2 separate regions of the Mus musculus genome follow, and region 2 is linked to region 1. Evidence: chromatin loops called from intact Hi-C (ENCODE). Cell type or tissue: left cerebral cortex. All regions are shown on one strand. Links, peaks and the distances in the headings refer to the core of each region. The heading gives the core; the rest is flanking DNA.

Evidence for each region. A loop is a pair of places that touch in the nucleus more often than their neighbours do. Peaks named below come from ENCODE experiments on the same cell type or tissue, not always from the same donor. Only the 100,000 strongest peaks of a DNase experiment are listed, where the experiment ranks them.
Region 2: a loop joins it to region 1, with 5 times the contacts of the local background. A loop is called at or near these places in 3 of 42 quality-filtered maps.

The regions. Positions count from the first base shown.
Region 1 is chr12:67,008,810-67,013,203 of GRCm38, reverse strand. The region is part of intron 1 of Mdga2 (MAM domain containing glycosylphosphatidylinositol anchor 2); the gene reads left to right. Among named protein-coding and RNA genes, the nearest start is that of Mdga2, 210 kb to the left of the region's middle. In left cerebral cortex, for the core only: a CTCF peak has its summit at 1,892; DNase peaks (open chromatin) are centred at 1,649 and 3,799; H3K27ac peaks cover 676 bases.
Region 2 is chr12:67,219,057-67,223,450 of GRCm38, reverse strand. Mdga2 (MAM domain containing glycosylphosphatidylinositol anchor 2) reads left to right here and starts at 902. Exons shown (of 17, transcript NM_001193266.1): 1 at 902-2,481. The coding sequence starts at 2,409. In left cerebral cortex, for the core only: a CTCF peak has its summit at 2,666; DNase peaks (open chromatin) are centred at 1,964, 2,528, 3,172, 3,680 and 2 more places; H3K4me3 peaks cover 3,914 bases; H3K27ac peaks cover 2,891 bases.

The DNA.
Region 1 (4,394 bases), core at 265-4,264:
TGTAGAATAGAAGACTCTAACATTTCATTCTTCCTTAGAGGAGGGAAGATGCAATTGCTGTGGGTTTTGCAAGGTTGTTTGCATTCATATCACCTCTGTTTCCCAAGGATAGACACCAGAATGAGATTTCATGTTATGACTAATAAGATATTTCTCAGAGAGAGGATGGTACAGGGAAAGAGAGGACAAGTATGTTTGTAATCTAGAATCCTGTAGATCCAACCCCTTGGGAAGTGATGATGCCAGTAAGGAGTAGATTTCAGAGGTACCACAGGAAGGGCATGACATTCCCATGTCTTTGCAGAAAACTAATATGTTGTCTGTAGAAATCTTACAGCAAAGTAAAGTAAAATAGTCTAGAAAGTTTCGCTTCTTATTGTCATGCACTAACATTCATATACCTAATAGGGATACCACACTTCACATTTTGCCCTTTGGTGTACACACACACACACACACATACACACACAGACACACACACAAATACACAGACACACACACACACACACACACACACACAGACACACACACACAAACACACACATACACACACACAGACACACACACACACAAATACACACACACAGACACACACACAAATACACAGACACACACACAAACACACACATACACACACATACATGCACACCCACATATACAGACACACATGTGTGTGGGTGCTCATGTACATAGAGCACCACTTTCCTGGTCACTCGAGTTCTTATATTTTTGTTTCAACTTTTCCATATGAAAGAATACTTTTTGAACAAGATGTGCTCTTTAATAAAGAAAGAAGTAAGCAAATGTTATACCTGTAGACATAAGTCTTTTTGAGTATTCTTTTCACACATTTAGATGAAGCCAAATCAAGATATTTTTTATACCTATGAAACATTGGTAAGCTTATATGTTACTGAATCACCACAGAAATGGAGATTGTCAGGAGGGAAAATTGAAAAGGAATGCCATGTGACAAGTCAGAATGTCAGGCCAGCATTCCATCTTACTCAAAACAGGTTTCAGGAATGATAACCATTCTAGATGGTCGTCACAATGTAAACTTTGTAATGAAAGATTAGAAAAATATAAATTATTCTACTAATACTTATAGAATAGAGACATACAAATAATATGTATATGTATATTCTATGAATATACTTTTATATTTTTCATATACTCATGGTCTATGTCATTATTGGTCTATCTATAGTTCATTCCTTAGTTTATTTAATTCACTCACTGCCCTGTTTCTCAATATACCCTGATAGTAAAACCAATTTTTTTAGACAGGGTATTTTTTTGTATCTAGAATAACATCTTATTATTATTATTATTATTATTATTATTATTATTAAACTGCAGTTCATTCAGTATGCTGAGCAAATCAAAAGAGCCTTATTCGCTAGATAAGCCTAATGGGTAGCTAAATTCTGCAGATTATTTGCAAGTGAGTCAGCCTATTTACCAAGATAATTCAACTTGCAAATTAGTCATGTAGAAAGATTGAGTTGGCGAAGATAGAGTAGGCACATTTGCCCTAAATATAGACACACTATGCTCGTTCCTAAAACAGTACAGTAGCAGCACACATAAAGAGACACATGAGGCAGCTAGAAAGACATTTTTCCCCTTACACAAATGATCAAATCTGTTTCCTGATAGAGCTGAGCAAACATTGCCAGGCGTTGATGCCAGCTTCTTTCTGCTCTGGAGACTCAAGCCCGGCCCATGCTAATGAGCCAGGCAGGAGCAGCACCAATTGCTCCAGTCTTCCTTTTGCTTTGCATTACTGACATTTCCTCTTTCCAGCTTGGGAGTCACAGCTGCAGGAATAGAACTGCAGCATATTTCTGGCCACTGCCTCATTAAAATGGCATTCTGGTCCTAGAGGGAGAAAGTGGATGTACTAGTTCATAAGCATAAGACCTAGGAGCCATTTAGACCTTGACTGAGGATATTTAAAATCCTTTGAAGAAATATATTGTATTGGGCTGCAAGGTTGTAACACAGTATTCACCTTCTATCCAGAGATATTTCTTTCAGGGTGTGTGTTGAGCCTGAAGCTTGTCACCACTTTCCAGCGTGTCACAGGTGTCACTCCTTTCCAAAGTGATATCTAGTGAGATAGTGGCTTTCATTTCATTGTTAGAGAACCTAACCTTCCTCTTGTATTGGCAATGAATTAAAATTACTTTTCTTTTTCTATTTTCAATTTTCCAATGTGGTAGGAAGTTAACAGTAGCTAAGCTCCAACTTTTCTGAAGTGGAGAGGTCATACTCACCCATCAAAGAGCAGTTCAGAATCACCTTGAAGTAAAATACATTGTAACAAACACATCTAAAGAAAGCAAGAATGAGGTACAGAACATGTCATGACTCTGTTGGTTTGACAAGTTTCCTATGATAACAGAAAGTTCCAGACACGAAGATTGATACTTTATGAGGAAAGGCACAGTATCTGTGGTATGACCTTATGTGGTACCCAGAAAATTGCGACTCTATTAGAGTGTAACATGATTGCGTGAAACACAGTGAGGGTAGAGCTCATTAATGAGGCTGCTTCAGAAAATTACCCTTACTATGGATGTACTTGCATATCGCTGGACCAAAATACCAAAATTTGCATGTGTTTTTCCAGCTGTGCTGTTTTTTTTTTTCATTTAAAAGATCAGCTGCAGAGAAAAAAATATGATCATATTCTCAAATTAGGAGATGGCCACAGTCCCCTGATCACATTGGAAAGCTGAGTCATTTCACAGAGTAACTTCCTGTCACTTCTTGCCTTTACTCCACCCGATACTCAGTTTGAGGTTTGGTGACCCATCTTCTTTAAAAACCTGGGTACAAACCATAAGAAAACATATGTACTAAATAAGCAAGTGCAGATGATCAATCTAGATTGCCAATGTATGTATCTATCTAATAATCTTTATGCAATTTGGGTAATATTATGATTGATACAAAAGCAATGTATAGAAGATATGAAACAGGGTACAGATAATAGTTAACAATTCCTGGCATTTAGCATGTGCCATAAACTGGGCAAATGTTAGCTACATCATCACATTTGAACTTTGCAATTCAGTATAGAAGGGATTCTTTTTGTCCAGTTGAGGTATCTCAAAAACAAGGAAGTTAAATACCATATGTTTAGCCAGCATCATGTAAAATCAAACCCTTATAAACTGCTTCAACAAGAAGAGTTATTCTGAGTTTATGCATAGTAACAATAAATCAATTCTTTCTCCTATTTTCCAAGAAGCCTAGAAGCATTCATCTGTGACTAAAGAAGTCCTGCCACTCTTTAAAATCTGAATCTCTTATTAGTTTCTATTTGCCTTTCTTAAAAGAAGAATCTCTCAAGGAGAAAAATGAAAATACTGGACAAACCAGTGACTTACACATGAATGAACTTTCCCAGAGATGTCCCATTTAAGAAACATTATAATGTTTGGGTGTAACTACTGAAGTGTTGTGAGCACAGAATGCATCCATCAAAATTGAACAGCCTATAGTGATGACATGTTCTGTAATTAGATATGACCAGTTAAAGAGGGTAAGAGTTTGGAAACAAAGAAAAAAGAACTCTAGAAAATGTCTTGGGTTCTCCAGATGTGTCACTTAGGAACACTGGGTTTTCTAGGAAGAAACTGAATGTTGTTAACACTTTTTGATGGGATTCATTCTGCCAAATTCTTAAAGGATTAGAATTGGGGGAGTTGAGTCCAAAAGCATAAGAGGAGAGCTTTTGCAGCAACCTAGACATATGGGAATTAAACCATCTATCACTGTGCTGCTGCCAGGAACATAAAGGCATATGCTACAGTGTACAAGGGTGGATTGGCAGGCCGAGTGTTTTTCAATGAGCTTTTCGTATTTGTGAATCCCTACTATAAATGACAATTTATGGTAACGAGAAAGTTTCAGAAAATATCATAAATGCTGTTATGAATGCAACAGAAACCACATTGTGTTGGTCAGAAGCAGTGTTCATTCATGTCCTAGAGTTTCATGAGTGAGTCTACTGTTGTATAAAAGCACTGTTTTCTGTGTTGCGGTCAGACATGCAGCTTTAAACCCTCCTTCAATGTGAAGGTTCTAGATATCATGTGAGTTCAAGTGAAAACATGCATAAATTAGGACATGATGGAAATCTGGGAAATGTATATGGCAGCCAAAACTACAAGCTTATACTTGAATACTGCAGAAACGTATTCAAGATATTTCTGGCAGAACACAAAGAAAATCTTGGCTTCCTTAAAAACTAAGAGACTTTGAAAACTTTTGGGAGTTTCACATGTTCTTCCTCTGAATGATACCGCACTTAGTGTCAAGTAGAGCAGTGGTTGTATTGTCTGCATAAAGTACCGTTGTATTTTGCAGGTTGGTTTTAT
Region 2 (4,394 bases), core at 309-4,308, 210 kb before region 1:
AATACCGTGCTCTACATTTCCCTGAAAATAACTTTCTCACATGTATAAACGCGTCTAACCATTTCACTCACTTACCATATTTTGGCTAAGTGGATCTAGACAGTAAAACCTAATTTGAAAAAGAAACACACTAGAGTAACTCAGACTGTGTGGGATATTCCCCATTATGTTTTAGTTTATTAGTTTTACACCTGTTCTAGTGTAAATTAAAGATGCTTTCTCATTCTGACCATTTTGTAGTAGGGAGAATTTTAAGCTCCTCAGAACTGACCCTGTTTCAAGGAACCCTGTCTTTCATGTGAGAGGGGCTTTTCCAAGCATTTAACTTTAGGAGGTATTATATATAAAACCGACTCTTCCTGAACTCCTGGTGGTCTTCCTTCCTTCCCCCCAACACCCTTCCTCTGTTATGATGACCACATTTCCACGGAAACATGACAGGGATGGAGAAGACTGAGGCAGCTTCCAATGACTTGGCCTGCTCTGCCCTCTAGCCAAGCAGAACAGTTCCTGGAAGACCTTGGACGGCAGAAAGGGGATAAAGGTGTCCTGTAATTACCGCGTGTCTGAGGACGTAGCCAGCCCTTCCCTTCCGCGTGCAAACGCCAGCGGAGGCATCGGAAATGAATTACCAGCCCTCGCCCCCGCGGAGCTAGGGAAGAACCAGGGATGGCCTCGGCGGGGTGGAAGAGAGGCTGGGTGCTGCTACCCCTCTGAGCCCATCACTGCTGTCCAAGCTGATGAGCACCAGTGCCTACCCTGGTGAGCAGAGCCCGGGAGGCAGAGGAGGCTCAGGGGAAGGCGCCCGAGCCCTGCACTCGGTTTTGACGTCGCCGGGCTGCGGCTAGCAGCCTCGCGCTCTCAGCACGTAGCGCACAACGTGACCACACACAGCCTTCCTCCCCGGCAGCCTGGCCGCCTGCGCTCCGCGTCCGCCGCTTCTCCATCCTCCTCCTCTTCTTCCTCCTCCTCCTCCTTCCTATCGCCTCCGCGGTGCGCAACCCCCAGCGTCAATCCAGGGATCCCGAGCAAGCGTAGGGCCCCGGACGCTCCTCTGCCCAGCTTGGGCATCTCTGCCGCAACTGCGGCCCGCAAGGCGGCCGCGCAGCCGGGGTGCCCTCAGCAGGCGGCCGCTTCTCTGTTCCGCTCCGGATGCCAGCACTCCGTTAGCCCGGGTGGGGAAAGCCCTTCTGCGGCTCCCGGGTCTAAACTCCCGCCAGTCTCCACCGCCCCCACCCCCTCCACCTGGCGGGGGCGGCGCGGAAGCGAAGAGGACTCGCGGTACGGGTGGGCACGCGTGGACGGTGTGCGGATCTGCTCTGCGCTCGGCATCCTCCCTCTCCTGCAAGTGGTGGTGCTCGGACTCTGCTTTTGGCTCCGGAGATTGGTGCTGCCTCCAGGAGCACCCTCTTTGCTGGCGGGGCGCTCAAGGCTGTTTGGAAGAGCCGTGGCGGTGGCGGCAGCGGCTGAGGCTGGTGCCTGGCGAGCTCCAGACGGGCGCTCCGCTCCCGCTTGGACCCTTTCGCCCTCCTCTCTCCTCCTCCGCTCCCTCCTCCCCATCCCCCGTTTCCCACTCCTCCTCTTCCTCCTCCTCCTCTTCCTCTCCCCGCTCGGCGATGCGAGTCTCTGTCGTGTAACAGGATTGGCGTTGCAATGGCAACTGATGGAATGGGGGAAGGCAAGACAGCAGGGCTGGGGGCTCCGGACTGCGGGCGGGCGAGCCGCTGCCGCCGCTTGACGCTCCTCTGGGGACCTTCGCGAGTTACTTTGTAAAGGCGAACCCGGGCGAGGGAGCCCCGCTTCGTGCCCGGGTCAGAGGCCACTTCCTGCTCCCTGGCTGTCCAGCGCGGTTCGCGTCGCGCGGCGCCCCCAGGGCTCCTGCCCGCTCCTGCCGCTTGCCCGCGCCCGGAGCCCGGAGCCGCTTCCCTGAAGAACACTTGTCCTCACAGCTCTGCTTCCCATCACCGCCCCCTGCTCCTCCCCGGCGTCTGCGATTTTCCCAGGCGCCCGGTGTGAGTGCGGCTTGTGTGTGAGTGCATGTATTGGGGTATTGTGTAGTGGGAGTGTGTTCCCGCGTGTGTGTGCTTATACGTGTGTGCTTGTGCGTGTGTGTGTGTGTGTGTGTGTGAGCGTGTGTGTGAGCGTGTGTGTGCGTGTGTGTGTGTGTGTGTGTGTGTGTGTGTGTGTGTGTGTGTGTGTGCATGAGTGTGGGGTGTGTGGGGCTCCAGCGCTCCGCTCACGGCCGCCGCCAGGGAAGGACAGACGGACAGTGCTTCCTCCCATTGCTAGCAGTTCCCGGGCACCTCGACTCGGCCCGGGCACAAGTGGAGCGCGCCTTGCTGGCCGCTGGCCTCCAGAAGGTCCCACTGCGTCCCCCTTGGGCTGGATATGTTCATGTTCACGTGAAGATGGATTTAGTGTACGGTCTCGTGTGGCTGCTGACAGTCCTCCTGGAGGGAATCTCTGGCCAAGGAGTGTACGGTGAGTGGAATCGCGACGCTATCGTGACCTTGTGATTCCTAGGCAAGATAGGCTGCTGAGCTAAGATACACGACTCGCGCCGTTCCGGGGCCCCTCCTGGCGTGGCATTTGATTTACACTTCATCACGTTATTGGGAGCTGAAAGGAGGCTGCGAGCGCGCTGCGGATTGGGCTGCGAGCGGCTCCCCCGGCTCTTCCACTGGGGCTCTGAGTTGGGTCGGGCCAACAGCATCGCACTCAGAGGAACGAGTGGCTTTGCACTTGATTTATCCCCGCGGGGAAACATGGGCTCTTGCAGTCTTGGATTCAATAATGGCTTGGCGCGGTGTCACTTCCGCGGTTTCCCCTGAAGGGAAGCTTGGAATGTGACCGCCTGAGTCCCTTTCACCCTTTCTTTTACTCCTTAATTCCTATGAGGCCCCTCTCCCTGCAGGCGATCTCTTCCTTTCCACCTTTAATCTCTCTCTTTTTTTTTAAATATAAAAAGTCTTTTTCCTCCTTTCTGTGAATGTCTACAGGACTTGATTTTCTGGCTCAGGAAGTGGGGTGACAGTTGAGTTGTATTCTGCACCAGCCGTTGCCATGAGCGCTGACTTGGGGAGGGGAAATAGCAGGCAAGATTCTCAGTGCCAGACATAATTAAGGGACATGTTTGTGTGAATGGATGAGCAAATGCATGAATGAACTGAAGAAGTCCGTTCGTCTCTCCTCCAGGGCAGGACACCACTCTTTACAAACAGAACAAAATCTCAGCTCTTCACAGAGAGCCCATGATCCCGCATGCTTGAGACCTAGGAAGGGGGAGCTTATTAATTGGGAGGCTTTGAAGTGCTCCCAAACACATCCAGGTTCCTTCGCCTGTCAGCAGTTGGCACTCTTGTGTTTAGTCACTGAAGTCTCTCTCTCTCTCTCTCTCTCTCTCTCTCTCTCTCTCTCTCTCCATCTCTCCTCTACTCCCTCTCTCCTTCTCTAACACATGTTCTCATTGGCTGAGTATAGTGACTTGTGATATCCTTATCTTCTGGGACAAGTTGATCATGCTCGAAAAGAAAAGGAACTTTTTGTGTCCTCAAGATATATTGCATGGATATTGTTAAAAGGGGTTGGTTTAGAGGATAGAGCGGTCCAAGACTCTCCCATAGCACACACCCTCATGTGCTTGTAAAAGGTGTAGAAAACTCACACTGCTGCCTGGCTTTCAACTCAATGTGGGCTAGCTCAGTAACTGCCCCGGGGCAAAGAGGCATGAGTATCTGGGAAGTGTCAGCGATTCCCCTTCAGTCTTCAGCACTGCCTGCAGAGTGGTTACTGGTACCAGTGCCATTGGACTCCTCAAACTGTCTGGGAGCCATGTAGGTGTGCAGCCTGTGAATGAGTTCAACAGATTCCTCCGAGGCTTTTTTTTTCCTGCTGTGTGTTTCATTCTAGGCAAACAACTACGGTGTGTGTGTGTGTGTGTGTGTGTGTGTGTGTGTGTGTGTGTGTGTGTGTGAAGGGGAAAAAAACGGGAGGGAGGTCTCCTACTGAGAACTGCTGCTGCCACCCAGTTTCCTGTCTTTGCAGTTCTTTTCTAGGCTTGTTTCTCCCCCCTCTAAACATCTTCGTTTCCTTTTTCTTTACCCTCTATTTTCCAAATCAAAGCAACTTGCTTGCTTGGCTGAGCAGAGCCCTCATAAAACATGGCAGTGAGTGTTGGTATTGGTGAGCTTAAATATAGCAAGGAAATACTCTGGAAAGCTTGACTGCTGACCCCAGGAGGTGGGGCCTGAAGAGAACTAGGATTCACTCAGATCTCTGCTAGACTCTCCCCTAGCCCTGAGCAGCAGAGGGAGATGGAAGCTGGGATTCCACCTAGGGTCAAGGATTGCTGGAGAGAAGAGCTGTTCCCCTGATTTCCTATCATCTTCTGTCCA